Regions from separate parts of the Homo sapiens genome. Here regions 2 and 3 are each linked to region 1. Evidence: chromatin loops called from intact Hi-C (ENCODE). Cell type or tissue: IMR-90. All regions are shown on one strand. Region 1 has its middle 22 kb from the start of AIPL1. Region 2 overlaps LOC339166 (a long non-coding RNA gene). Region 3 holds the start of LOC124903903 (a long non-coding RNA gene).

Region 1 (5,000 bases):
CCTGGGCAGGTGTATCCACTGAGTTCTGGCAGGAATTCAAAGAGCAAGAATCCAATGGTATCCTCAATTTGGGCAATTTGAGGAAAATTGTTAAAGGGAACTCTTCAAAGGACAGAGCAGGCAGGATATAGGGAAACAGTAAGGAATGGTGCCTGTGGCGCCCCAGGCCTGGGAACAGCCAGGAGCCGTGACCACCCCTAGGAATGAGGGGAACCCCAGAATAAAGTGTGGTCAGCAGAATGATCCCCCCACCAAAGATATCTACCTCGTAATCCTCAGCACCTGCGAATGAGTCACCTTCCATTGCAAAGGGACTCTGCAGGCGTGACCAAGTGAAAAGTCTTTTTTTTTTTTTTTTGAGATGGGGTCTCGCTCTGACACCCAGGCTGGAGTGCAGTAGTGCCATCTCGGCTCACTGCAAGCTCCACCTCCTGGGTTCACACCATTCTCCTGCCTCAGCCTCCCAAGTAGCTGGGACTACAGGCGCCCGCCACCACGCCCAGCTAATTTTATGTATTTTTAGTAGACACGGGGTTTCACTGCACTAGCCAGGATGGTCTTGATCTCCTGACCTCGTGATCCGCCCACCTCCGCCTCCCAAAGTACTGGGATTATAGGCGTGAGCCATCGCGCCCAGCCAAAAGTCTTAAAATGGGGAGATCATCCTGGATTATCTGGGTGGGCCCAGTGTAACCACAAGGCTCCTTATAAGACGGAGGCAGAAGGCCGAGCGTGGTAGCTCATGCCTGTAATCCCAACACTTTGGGAGGCAGGGGCGGGCCGATCACCTGAGGTCAGGAGTTCGAGACCAGCCTGGCCAACATGGTGAAACCCCATCTCTACTAAAAATACAAAAATTAGCTGGGCATGGTGGTGGGTGCCTGTAATCCCAGCTACTTGGGAGGCTGAGGCAGGATAATCGCTTGAACCCAGGAGGCAGAGATGGCAGTGAGCTGAGATTGCACCACTGCACCCCAGCCTGGATGACAAGAGCAAAACTCCATCTCAAAAAAAGAAAAAAAGGAGGCAGAAGAGTCAGAGAAGGACATGTGACAACAGAAACAGGCTGGAGTGATGTGGCCATGAGCCAAGACATGCAGGAGCCTCTAGAAGCTGGGAAAGGCAAGGAACGAATTCCCCGCTAGAGCCTCCAGAAGGAATGCAATCCTACCAACAGGACTAAAGTCAACCAATCATTGATTCCAGTCCCATGTGACCCATTTCAGATTTCTGAACTCCAGAACTGTAAGATAATAAATGTGGGTTTGTAGATTTGTTATAGTAGCAATAAGAAACCAGCGCAGGCCGGGCGCAATGGCTCACGACTGTAATCCTAGCACTTTGGGAACCCAAGGCGGGCAGATCACCTGAGGCCTCAGGAGTTCAAGACCAGCCTGAGTAATATGATAAAACCCCATCTCTACTAAAAACACAAAATTAGCCGGGTGTAGTGGTGCATGCCTGTAATCCCAGCTACTCGGGAAGTTGAGGCAGGAGAATCCCTTGAACTGAGGAGGCAGAGGTTGCAGTGAGCCGAGATCATGCCATTGCACTCCAGACTCGGCAACAAGAGTGAAACTCCATAGAGAGAAAGACAAGAAAGAAAGAAAGAAAGAAAGAAAGAAAGAAAGAAAGAAAGAAAGAAAGAAAGAAAGAAAGAAAGAAAGAAAGAAGAAGGAAGGAAGGAAGGAAGGAAAGAAAGAGAGAGGAAGGAAGGGAAGGGAGAGAGAAAGAAGGAAGGAGAGAGAAGAAAGAGAGAGAGAAGAAAGAGAGAGAAGAAAGAGAGAGAGAAGAAAGAAAAGAGAAAGAAAGAAAGAGAAAGAAAGAAAGAGAAAAGAAAAGAATGAACTAGTGCAGGGAGAGCGGGTGCAGAGGGCTGCCTGACAGATCAGCGTATTAAACAGTCAGGACAGAAGACCCCCACCTACACAAGGAAGAAAGCTGGGGGAACAAAAGCCCTGACCCCACTCTCCTCCAGCCCCCAATCTCCTACAGGGGCTTCCAATGGGAAGAACCCACTGGAAGCCAGAGGGAGCCATCGGCGTATCACCCACAGGATCATCTTCCAGAGCAGGGTGCAGGAAGGAGGGTGGAGAGTGGATTGAAGAGACCAACGGGAGACAACCAGCACAGTACGGCAGCTTGACCAAACTCTTTGCTGGCTAACATATTAATTATCAAAGAGGAAGGGGCTACATGGGAGTCTTGAACCGGGTCCCAAGAAGGAGGAGCAGGACACCTGTACTCCAGCTGGAAATTAAGACTCACCCTACCCTCAGGACAGAATCCAAGAAGACAGACACAGATCTGGGGCACAGTGGACGGAAATCCCCCAGAACTTCCTGGGAAAGGGGTCCTTCAAGAGCCTAACAGCCATGCTGGAGGCCAGCCAGTAGGGTGACCAACCCAGAGACCACCACCCCTCATCCTATCTTAACCACCCAATCCCAGTCCTGGCCATCCCTCCTCAATGCCATGCCCTTCACGGATGAGATTCTGCTGGGTACAGAGAAAAGCCCAGGGTTCCAGGCATCAGTTGGGGTGGTCATTGCTCCTAGTTTGGGCTCTGGCCAGCTGATACTGTCCAGTGTCAGATCTGGACATCCTCAGGCCCTGCCATCAGAAACTAACATTTCACAGATCAGCTTAGCTCAAACACAGCCTCACCACTAGCCAATATGGGGACTGCAAATTAGAAAAAGCTACCCCCTTCCTCAAAACACTTTCCTGCCATCTATTGGGAACTTGTAGTAACTACACATATCTAAGATAGATGACAATGAAATTGAGGAGTAGGGGGTGGAGACAGTGCTGGAATTGTTCAATGCACAACCTGCACAACTGTAAGTGGCTGCCATTCCCAAACTTCCTCCACCACATTACAGGACTTCTGCTGCACCAGCATCTTACATGGGCCTCTTCTCTTCCAATGCTGCTCTCTTGCCGAAACTATTACAGCAGTCTCCAAATTGATCTCCCCCTTTCAATGCAACCTTACACCTGCCACAGAGACATCTTTCTAGAATATTCATCTGATCATTTCCCTTGCCAGTGGAAGCTTTTCAGAGGCCCCTCCCTGGCATTCAAGGTCCCCTGGATCTGGTCCTGTTCAATCTTGGCAGCCTTTTCTCCCATGACTCTTGTCCTATACAGGTACATACTGGCCTCCACCTGGGCTCTCTCTGAGCCCTACCCTGGCCGCAGACTCACCCCATATTCAGTGCCTGCTCTGGCCTTCAACCCATGTCCCAGGCAGGACAAATCCCAGGTCGGGTGCCAATAGCCCCCTCCCAAGTGAGGGCTGTGGCAAGCTGGGACAATATGAGATGCCACTGTGGTCTAACTTCAACTCCCAGCCTCCGTGTCCCAGCTGTGCCCTTACACTTCTTATCTCTTCTCCTGTCTGGGCCGCTCCCATTCATCAGGGACAATGAGCCCCATCTGCAGAGGCTGAGTATCCTTCTTGAGTCCCACCCACTGGCTCCTGGCCCCCCTCAGACTCCCACAGGTGGAAGAAGGAGTTTCCCAATAGTAAGAAGGGCCAGTCCCCAGGTGCGCTGTCTCCAGGCTGGGCAGGAGTGGCAGCAGGGACCAGGCTGCAGTGTTCTGAGGACCATCAGTAATTCCTCTTGCTCAGAGACAAGGGCAAGCTCAGTGCCTCTGTTCCAATTACCCAGAGAGAGGCTCACTGTGGCTACATAATTAATACTCTAATTGGGGGTCACTCTAACTCCAACAGTCCTTCAGGGAGTGTTGGGAGGTGGAGATATGACATAGGGGAAAGACAGGGAATGATGGGGTACATCCTGTCGCCCAGGCTGGACATCCCTGGGGTTGCAGACGCTGGCCCTGGGAGGGCCATTCCCCAGTGTGGGAGGGGCTGGCAGAACAGGGCCAACCCGTGGTGTTCAGGGCTCAGGAAAATGTTATGAAATACACATCTATATCAGAAATTTGAGTCACCCCAAATTCAGCATGTCCCACCACCATGCTGGCTGCTTAGTCTTGCACAATCCCGTGAAAGAAATACCACCCCAGCCAACAGGGGCAACCTGCTCTCTAGGCTTCCCTTCTGGAACCAGGGTCCCGCCACAGGGCTCTGGGATGGCCCCATGGGTATGCACCCTGGCTCTCCCCATCTAGTAGACCCCACAGTTGAAGGTGGGAAGGGGTTAGAGGGATAGAGGATAAGACAGTGCCCCTAAGAACAGGGACCAAACCAGGACTATTTTGGGTTGAATCGTGTCCTCCTCCCAAAAGATGTGTTGAAGTCCTAACCCCTAGAACCTCAGAGTGTGATCTTATTTAGAAACAGGGTCTTTGAAGAGATAATCCAGTTAAAATGAGATCATTTGGGGGCAGGTGCTAATGCAATATAAGTGTCCTTATAAAAAGAAGGAGTTTGGGCACAAAGACAGTCACGGAAGGAAGACAATGTAAGCAGACACAGGGCGAAGATGGCCATCTACAAGCCACGGCCTGAAGCTACCGGAAGACAGGAGAGAGGCCAGGGCAGACCCTTCCCTGGGGTCTTCAGAGCCCTGGCGACACCTTGATTTCAGACTTCCCATCTCCATTGCTGCGAGACAAGAAGCTTCTTAGTGTGTGGCTCTGTGACTGAAGCCCTAGGGCACTATGACAAGGGCCCACCCATGTCTCAGTCTGGTCTTGGGGCTCCCTGGCCAGAGGGCACTAGGACCCCTGTCCAGGCTCAGGCAACTAGAAAAGGCATTTAGAAAATGCCAAGAAAGGGCCGGGCGCGGTGGTGCACGCCCGTAATCCCAGCACTTTGGGAGGCCGAGGCGAGCGAATCAACTAAGGTCAGGAGTTCGAGACCAGCCTGACCAACATGGTGAAACCCCATCTCTACTAAAAATACAAACATTAGCTGGGCGTGGTGTCAGGTGCCTGTAATCCCAGCTACTCAGGAGGCTAAGGCAGGAGAGTCACTTGAACCTGGGATGCAGAGGTTGTGGTGAGCCGAGATCGCGCCACTGCAC
Region 2 (5,000 bases), 580 kb before region 1:
GTTTGAAATGTCTAAAATGATTTATTTAAACACAAAATTGGAAAAAGCTGGCTTTAGAACCAAACAAATTGAATGGGTGACTTACTTCCAATAGCACCTAAAAGCTTTGTAACCTTCACCTGCTCCCCCTTCTTCTGCCCCTCTGATCTGAACTCACTCCTTTCTGCTTGTTCCCTTGGCTTTATACATCTCTTAGGCAGAGATTTTTGGAATTTCACAATGCTCACATTTTCTTCTCTCAAAAGGGGGAAATATATTTAAATTCGAAACAAAAGAAGCAAATGAAACAACTGCAGAATGAGAATAAAACTGCTGAGATTAAAAAATACAGATTTTTTTTAAACAATTTTTTTATCCCTAAACTTTGTTAATGAGAAACACTCTGGGATTCTCAACCGTTGAGGCAATGCCAGGTTTTCTAGGCCTCCAGCTGGCTACATATTATGGCCCATTCTTGTGCACATTTGTAAATTGATGGGCAAGTTACTTCAAGGAAAATTCAGAACTCAAATAGTCGTTATTCCAAAACCCTGCAACTCTAACGTTAGTATGTAGAATCTTCTAAGTTCTTTATTTCTCTATTTTTTTCTGCTACCTACTATGAATCTGCTGAGTTTTCTACTGGTTTTGAGATAAAACTCACTGCTACTGGTATTACTAATTCAAGGTTGCTTGGAGGTTTTGTTTTTCTTATAGAATTCAGCCAGTTCTAGATAATGGCTAAACATTAAAAATGTAACCCTAAATTCATCTGAAACCAAAGGAAAAAAAAAAGAAGTGAAAGAGATTCTTAAAAATATAAAACTGCCATGGAAACTGCTATTTCCAAAATTTTAGTTCAGAGTCTTCACTATATTATCTATTGGGGCAAACAAAGTTTATTCATGTAAACAGGTCTCAATTTTGTCAGAGATATAATTTGGATCCACTTGTCTTTTCACTCATAAATTAGCCCCAATATTCCCCAAGTTCATGTGACTTAAGTAAATCTTTAATAAATAAGATAGCTTTAAAGTTATTGGTAAAATAGAAATATCTTCATAAGCTGTGAAAATGATTAACATAGAAATAAGTTGAAATAATGCCTAGGTTTGTCAAATATCTCATTTCTCATAATCTGGGTAAACTTAAAATAAATAAATTAAATGTAAATGGGATAAAGTGCTTATACATACAATTTTCATGTACTTTGAAATATTAAAATTGTGTTAAATAATAACTACTTATTAAACGTCCGAGTTATTTCCAATTAAGAAAAAATTATGTTAGAAGGAAACATGTTTCTAAAAATTATCAAATGGTTTTCATCTATAAACTACTGATATGTGACAGATGATTCAAGATTTCTTGCCTCCTAGGTTTTCACCAAAATGTAAGGTTGCTAAGAATAAAAATTCTAAATAATATGTATAATTCTGTATATAAAGTGTACCTAAAAAACAAGATGTGTTTTTAAGAGAAAAAAACATAAAAAGGGATAACATGTTTTCTTTACTGAGAAAAAATAATTTTGTCGAATTTGGAGGTTATTTAAAAGTTGATTCAAAATGTAGATTTAGGGGAAAGATATAAGAAGATAGAAAGGAACCATTAAGTAAGACAGAGAGAGAGAGATGTGAAGAAAGTTGTGGACATAAATATATATTTTTATTAAGTAAGGTTAAAGAAAAAATAATTTTGTGTGAGAAAAAATCTTGAATAATAATTTTTTGTCCTAAAGTAAAATGACTTGGTATTTAAGAAAAAGGAAGTGTAGGATAAAGTAAGCATGTCATAAATGGTCTGTATCAGGTTCATGAAAAGAGAATTTAAGAAAGAAATTTTGTGTGTGTTTAAGTTGGCTATAATTAAAAGGAAATTATTTATAAGTCTTTCTAAAGATTGGTCCCCTATGTTGGAACAAGGTTTTCTTAAAGTATTGATTCGCTCTTAATGACATTGTAAGAGGTTTTGATTTTTAATTCTGTTATCTTTTTCTTTTTGAAACTTCTGAGATTTATATTTTGCAAGTTCAACTTTTGCTGTGCTCGGCTACATGTAATTTGCAGGTCATGTATCATTGCTTTCTGTTTTTCCTCCTCTTGAAAAGATATATCTTTTTGCTTGGCTGGGGTGATAACTCTTTCCACCTTTTCATCCATTCCTATAACTTTTTTCTCTAGTTCTAATTCTGATGTTGTGGCCTGCTGCTGAAATGTTTATCTTGAAGTTCTAGAAAAGCAATGTTTTCCTCCAGTGTAACTTGATTCCATTCTCTTGGCTTTTCTTGATGTGTCTGAATTGGTCAATGTAATTTGGAGACTTCCCATACAAAGAACCATGTATTCCCCTGATCAAGGTAATGGTTTTCTTGTTTACATTCCTCTGTGATGCAGTGTTCACTCATCACCCTGGAAACACTTCCTGTGTCTGCGTCTGTTTAAATTTAAATATCCTTTTCATCAGGCTTGGCTTCCAGGTTATCTAAATTGGCTTCTCATAAGGAGAAGCAATCACACCACAGGAGGTTATTCTTTACCTTTTTGGTAGCTGACTGAAAAACCAAAGATTTTACATTTTGTCAAGATAATTCCTGTGTTGCCTTTATTAGGTTTCTTGATTACTTAGGAAAACTGAGCTGTAAATGGGTTAAGGGTTTTATATTCATGTAACTTTCTGTATGGCCCCTGAGGTCTTTTGATTGTCACACTGGTTAAATAAATAACTATTATTTTACAAAGACAATGACCTGTAATTTTGTTTTGTTCCAATGTTTTGAAACTTCTGACATATTTGACGTATTTTCCAAGGGTGAAAATCCTAAATTAAGTCTTTTTGGATTAAATATTAGGTTGGTGCAAAAGTAATTGCAGTTTTAATTGCAGTTTTTGATCTAATATATGTATTTGGTGAATTATATGGAAAACAATGACAATAAATGATACTAATCTTCCTTCAGTTACATCTATGGGTATGTTGTTGATATAAATGTTCCAAAAAGTATGTAAATTATAAAAACCCAATATGTTATCAGTCATAATTTTGATTATGTTAATTTTTTCTAAAATTATATGGCTATGTTATTAATATGAGTATTCTAAAGATTACATAAAATTTATAAAAGTCTAATGGTCCTGATATGACACTGTCAGTCATAGTTGTGGTTGTTATCTTAAAATGCTACATGCAATGGAAATAACTAAATTTCTTTGTCAATTGGGAATTTTCATCAGATTTAACCTATGGCTATTCAAAGTTTTTGTGATCATAGCTTTTTTTTTTCTTTAAATTGAGACAGAGTCTCACCCTGTCACCCAGGGTGGAGTGCAGTGGTGCAGTCTCAGCTCTCAGCAACCTCCATCTGCCAGGTTTATGCGATTCTCCTGTTTCAGCCTCCCGAGTAGCTAGGATTATAGGCGTGCACCACCTCGCCTGGCTAATTTTTTGTATTTTTAGTAGACACAGGATTTTGCCACGTTGCCCAGGCAGGTCACGAACTCCTGAGCTCAAGTGATCCACCCGCCTCGGCCTCCCAAAGTGCTGGGATTACAGGCCAGAGCTATTGTTTTGAAATCTTCTCTAGAAACATTTGCAATCAGCTATACTCCAAAACTGCTTTCCATGGAAGAGACTCTAACAAGTCCTTTTGAATACAGATTTCCGATAACTTTAAGAATAATAGACTAAATAAAAACTTCCATAAAAAGTTGTACATCAAGATCACTAACCCAACATCAAACAAAACAAGAATTACACGGGACTGCACTCATAGAGGACTAAAATGATTTTTATGACTTTTAAAAAAATTGCTAATTCTTTTTATATTCTGTTTTCCAACGTCAAAAAGTTTTCCTTCTTTTGAGCCACCTTACAACAATTGGGTAAAGTATGCTTTTGTGAACAAAATTAAGACACTTATTTTCTCTTTACCCAAATTCTCCAGAATATGGAAACTATTCCTCAACAGCTAAGGCCAAAATAATATCACCCAGCAACTGTATGTGATTCATTATTCAGGAAAACAGCACATAGCCTTGTGTCATGTTCTGCCCCATGTTGCTAACAACCTGCCTGCAATAACAAGGTTCTTTCTTTGCATTGAGAGATGAGACTTCCTGGGAATGAGCCTTCTCAGTGCCTAGGGATAAAGAATGTCTATCACTCTAACCTAAGTGGAGATTTATCATCAGTGCTTCCACATGAAGATTTTTGATCAAAAAGGGGAAATGATAACTTACAGGTCACCTTTGGCAGGCTTCCAAATTAACCACCTGGGAAAGGTCTTATGATTCATGGCTTACATCCTGTCTCTGAGTAACAAATCTTTTTTTTTTTTTTCGAGACAGAGTCCTGCTCTGTCGCCCAGGCTGGAGTGCAGTGGCGCGATCTCGGCTCACTGCAAGCTCCATCTCCCAGGTTCACGCCATTCTCCTGCCTCAGCCTCCTGAGTAGCTGGGACTACAGGTGCCCGCCACCACGCCCGGCTAAGTTTTTGTATTTTCAGTAGAGACGGGGTTTCACCTTGTTAGCCAGGATGGTCTCGATCTCCTGACCTCATGATCCACCCGCCTCGGCCTCCCAGAGTGCTGGGATTACAGGCGTGAGCCACCGCGCCTGGCCCCTCTGAGTAACAAATCTTATTGTGAGTCCCTCAAATCTTATTGTGAGTTCCTCAAATTTTTGATGTACTGATTAATATGTAACCTATTAACACTGAAACGGACACTGATTTGTTTCTGATGCATGAAGTTTTGCTGATTGTCTTGCTGTAGGACATTTTGGCCAGTATGCTGTAAACTGTAGCCGATGATTGTAACCTCTGAATTGAACCCACCAATAAAAAAGAGCAACTCTGATATGAGAAGACCCCCTCCCTTCTCCTAAACGTTCTTATAATGGCATTCCAACTTGTAACAGACTTTGGAACACACCTAAATTCGTTGGTGTGTCTTCCCAGGTTGATGCTCACATTTGACTTCTGCTAAAGCTTTTTCAATTTATTTCAGCCTCAAGAGCCTTAA
Region 3 (5,000 bases), 710 kb before region 1:
CTCCCAAGGGCCCAAGCAACCCTTGGGGAGCCCATCTAGGTGTATGAAGTTAGTGGTGAGGGAGCGTGTCTGCAGCCACTCTGCAGTGGCGATTATGGAGCAAGAACAGGGGAGCATCCCGGGGGATCTGCGCCTGGGGCAGTGGAGAAGTGGGCAGCAGACTTGGCTCAGTGGCAACAGCAGAAAGTGTGGGAAGAACAGGGTGTTGTGCTGGAGACCAGGATCCCAGTGGAAATTGAGACTGAGAGAGGAAGACAGAGGGAGGGAACTAGGGGAAACAGTCTTGGGGCTTGATGCTGTGACTTCATATGTGTCATTTGGGTTACAAATATGAATATGGGATAGTAGGGGGATGGTTCAGCTGCCTCAACCTGTCTTTGTAACAGTCATGGCATTCTGCATAGTGAAAAGATCAGAATGGAGCAGGAGTTTATAAGCTCAAATTCATCTTGCAGACATGTTTCACGAAGGTCAAAAATTGGGTACCTTTAGGCAGGTCCTACCTTCTAATTGCCATGCACCCCACCCCTTCCTACTGTCTCACACCTGGCCCAGTTCACTTATTGCTATCACTTGCCTAAGCCCTGGAGGTATGTGAGTTTGCAGCCTGTGGGTGGATGTCCTCCAAGGGCCTTTCCAGCTCTCATGTTACAAAGTGGCTTTGCAGCCCTCGTCTCACTTGCCGTCCTCCATCCCACCCCCTCATATCCAGAGCTCCCCTAAGAACCACTCCCCCTTCTCCATGCACATCTGCCTCATGCCTGCCTTGCTTAGGCTGCCCTACCTGCCTGCAAGCCCTTCCACTCTGGAGACCTCCAACTTGTCTTCCAAGTCTCCATTCAGGGTTCTCCAGCTTCATGATGTCTTTTCCTTGTCCCCTCTGATGCAGTCTGAGCACTCCTGTCTTTGTGTCCTCACTTTGGCCAGACACTGTGATGGCTTTTGTCCTTGTCTCCCTTGGCTGCTAGCCTTGGAGCAGCATGGGGCCTACGCTCTGCTCATCTCCCAGTTTTTGGTGCCTAGCATGGTGCTATAGGAGGGAAGGTATTACATCTCCGTACACTGCTGAGTAATCAGGCACTGGCTCAGAGAGGTTCACCATGTTGTCCAGGGTCACACAGCTAATGAGATAAGCAGAGTTAGTACCAGAATTCAGGTCTTCTTCCTTGAAGTGTCCACTGGGCTTTCTCTGCACCAGGTATCACAACTTGCAGGGAAAACCCAGGATGCTTTAATCATTTGAAATGAACCAGGCAATAGATTAGTGATGAGAAATAATGGATATGGCTGATCTATCTGTCTGTCTGTCTAACATATATATGAGATATATGTCAATATATATACTCCACAGAGATGACCGAGTGGGTGCTATTCAGAAAACACATCGGAGTTAGTCCTTTCCCCAGAAAGTTGACCTCCACTCTTGGGCATCCTCTTCTGGATCGAGGAAGGTCCTGTTGGGTAAGGACTCCCAAAGCATCAGCTGAGTACACTGGCATTGTTCCATGTCAGGGTGTGGATGGAAGAATGCCTGTTTAGTCATGTGGGCTCTGCAGCCACAGTTCAAATCCCAGCTCTGCAACTTATGAGCTGTGTGACCCTGGATAAATGAGCTAACCCTTCTGTGCCGCAGTTTCCTTATTTATAACCAACTCATGGTGATAGTTTCTAGCCTCTTGAGGCATTGAGAGGATTGATGCTGTGACCTCATATGTATCATTTGGGTTACAAATATGAATATGGGATGGCAGGGGGGTGGTCCATCTGGCCTCAACCTGTCTTTGTAACAGTCGTGACATTCTGCATATATATACTCCCATATACATGAGAGGATTAAATGAGTTAACCCGTGTAAAGCACACAGTGAGCCCTAATGTGAGTGCCTCTGCCATTAATATTGTCAGTTTGTCTGTGAGTGGGCAAGAGGGCCTGGCACTAGAAATCAGGGGACGTGGCCCTGGTCTGGCTCTGCCTTTGGCTATCCTTCCCCAACTCTCCTGCAGGGGGCAGGATGGGTGGGTTCCATGTTCTTGGGGATTTTTGCAATTCCTTTGCCCCTGCAGCACTCTTCTCTGTGGCTTCTGCAACTGCTTTGGGACGAAGCCTCTTGAGTAGATGAAAGGGAGTGGGAAGTTGAGAGCATCCCCGCTCCCTGCCACCTCCTGCGTCTTCTTAATGAGCTGCCACTATCTCTGTGGGGTGTGGGGTCGTGCTAGCTCCCATCTGGAGGGAGGCTGGCTCTGACCTTGCTCTCCAGGTGCCAGCTCACCTCCAGGGAGGTAGTTTCCCGAATGCTGACCCCAGGCCAGGCCCTGTCCTCCAGGGACTCAAAGTCACTTTACACTTCAGGGCAGCGAGTGCAGTGCAGGCCAAGCACAGGGGACTGGGTGATCCCAGCCAGGAGGGGAGGGGCTCAAGGAGAGGGTCGGGAGGAGGTGACCCGGGAATACTGAAGGTCCAGTAGGAGGTGATTAGAGGGTTAAGGGTGAGCATTCCAGGAAGACAATGGCCTGGGCTGAGGCCACAGAGGAACAAGCTAGCCATGTTCAGTTGTTCAGCGGGCTAGGGTGGAAAATGGCCAGATTCCAACCTCCTAGCCTGGGAGGATCACTTCTGGGAGGGAGAACCTAGGCCCCGGCCAGGATTCCTGTGGTCAGTTTGGGCTGAGGAAGGTGGGATGCTGAGCCCATTGCTTCTCTGGTTTTAAGCCCTTTTCAGTGTATCTTGGAAAAGAAAACACACCTCTTCTTCTGTGCCTCTTCTTCCTGGGGGCAGGGGGTAGGCTTAAAAGTGGCATTAAACACCTTATTCCCAAAGCCCTGGGATGTCAATGATGGGGTTCCCTGATGAGCTCCTGGGTGTTGCTCACCTTCATGCCAGCCTCCCGGCCTTCCTGCATTATGAAGGAAGCTCCAGAAGCCCAGCTTTGGCCAGCTGCAAAGCCAGTGGGGGCCCAGTGCTGGGAGGCCATATGGGGAGCTGGGCAGAGGGGTACCTTGGCCGACCTAGGGACTTCAAGCTGGTCCCTGAGCTAAGCAATTGCGCGGCGGTGCTCAGGGCAGGCCTGCCTTTCTGGGCCTTCAGACTTCCCACCATCTGCTTAGTGAGGCCCTCTGTTTAAATTCTCTACTTGTCTCGGCTTCCACAAAATAATTAGCATCTATTCGTTCCTAGAGCTTGCTTGGCGACATTAGTCATTGTAGGAGCTTTCAGTGCGGCTTGCAGAAATTTCCATTTGATGCAAAGTTGAAAATGGCTTAAGTGGGACTCCACGGGCCCCACTTACTTTACCAGCATCTGGTGCCTTGGTTTGTTTCCTCCTACCTGCTTCTTTGCTGCCTTCTGAGCAGGTGTGGGGCCTGATGATGACAAAGGGAGAGGAGGGCACTCAGACAAGAGAGGATGCTGTCCTCCTGGGACACCGTGGGGAAGGAGACTCACAAGGAAAACCCATCTGGGGTGGGAGAGGGAGGAGGAGGTTTTTAGTGCTGCAGCCACCTAGGCCCTTCCCGCAGGGACAGAGCTTTTGTAAGGGAGCGATTTATGTGTTGAGCTGCAAAGGAGGCCACATAAACCCAATCCCGGTTCAGGCATGAAATCCGCTGCAGAACAATTCTCTGACATATTTGCTTACAAAACTAACATGCACGATTGCAGAACAACCTGCTCTCTGAGGCATGAGTGGCTCAAAGCCCTTTGGCTTTTCTTGAAAGCAGTGCTTTGGCTCTCATGAGAACCCAGCTGCTCTAGCGTTGGTCAGTTTACATATTCCTGAGCCAGAGAAAGGGAGAAGGTGCTGCCTCCTGGCGGTCCTGTGGGGAATGAATGTGGGGCAAGCCAGTTCCTGAAATCATGCTTCACACTCCCTGGGCTGCAAAATGCTTTCCTTCCATCAACCCTCTCAGGTGGATGTTAAGGTCTTATCTGAGCCAATGGGGAGATGGACATTCAGGGAGAGGAAGGGCCATGCTTTGTGATTCTGGCCTTTCTTTGCCTATCTGTAAAATGATCTGGTTGTCTGTAATCCCAGCACTTTGGGAGGCCGAGACGGGCAGATCACCTGAGGTCAGGAGTTCGAGACCAGCCTGGCCAACATGGTGAAACCTTGTCTCTACTAAAAAATACAAAAATTAGCAAGGCTTGGTGGTGGGCACCTGTGGTTCCAGCTACTAGGGAAGCTGAGGCAGGAGGATTGCTTCAATCCAGGAGGCAGAGGTTGCAGTGAGCTGAGATCGTGCTACTGTACTCCAGCCTGGGCAACAGAGTGAGACCCTGTCTCAAAAAAAAAAAAAAAAAAAAAGGACCTGGTTGGACAAAGCAATCTCTGAGGGCTGTCCACATTTAGTCTCTCCCTTGTGGTGTGCATTGGGCCTGAGGGGTTTTACCCCTATGGCGGTCCACAGGGGGACCCTGCCCTGGTCAGTGGCCCATGCAGCAAGACGCATGGTGCTGTGCGACGCTTTGGGTCTGCAGTGTAAGACAGATCTGGGTCCAAGCCCTGGCCTGGCCCTGTTTTAGCTGTCCGGTCTATGGCAAGTTGGCTTCCCTGGCTGGATCTTGGTTTTCTTCTCATCCACAAAGTGGGGTCAGCTCCCTCTTCTGCCTGCCTTATGCCTCACTCCAGTGTGAGTGTCAAAGAAGAGAATCAATATGGAAATGCCTTGTGGATGAAAAGGTGGTGTTTGATTTTCTTTTGCAAAACATGATATATGCAAATTATACCAGAAATCAAATCTCACAAAAAGATGATGAAAGATAAGCTTCCCTTCCTACCTGTCTCCCACTTCTTCTCTCTAGATACAACCTATTATTACTCCTTGTGTGCGCTTCCTTAGAGACTTTCCATATGTCCAATATATATGTGCAAAGAGTGACATCTCAAGTATTTATACATCCATCTATCTATCTCACTTAGATGATTTTTAGGACTTTTAGAAATATCCGTTCAGCAAATATCCACTTTCCTTCTCTTCCTCCCAGGAAAATGCTCCCTGGCCCCA

What was found. Peaks named below come from ENCODE experiments on the same cell type or tissue, not always from the same donor. Only the 100,000 strongest peaks of a DNase experiment are listed, where the experiment ranks them.
Region 2: a loop joins it to region 1, with 4 times the contacts of the local background. A loop is called at or near these places in 2 of 110 quality-filtered maps.
Region 3: it touches region 1 in a loop (13-fold over the local background); 26 of 110 quality-filtered maps call a loop at or near these places.

The regions. Positions count from the first base shown.
Region 1 is chr17:6,410,469-6,415,468 of GRCh38, forward strand. No RefSeq gene overlaps it. Among named protein-coding and RNA genes, the nearest start is that of AIPL1, 22 kb to the right of the region's middle. In IMR-90, a CTCF peak has its summit at 2,730 (motif pointing left); no DNase peak of the experiment used is centred here; H3K27me3 peaks cover 301 bases.
Region 2 is chr17:5,830,692-5,835,691 of GRCh38, forward strand. The region is part of intron 1 of LOC339166 (a long non-coding RNA gene); the gene reads left to right. Among named protein-coding and RNA genes, the nearest start is that of WSCD1, 240 kb to the right of the region's middle. In IMR-90, no CTCF peak of the experiment used is centred here; a DNase peak (open chromatin) is centred at 2,340.
Region 3 is chr17:5,703,233-5,708,232 of GRCh38, forward strand. It overlaps LOC124903903 (a long non-coding RNA gene), which reads right to left and starts at 869. Exons shown (of 2, transcript XR_007065592.1): 1 at 785-869. In IMR-90, CTCF peaks have their summits at 2,005 (motif pointing right) and 3,816 (motif pointing left); a DNase peak (open chromatin) is centred at 3,759.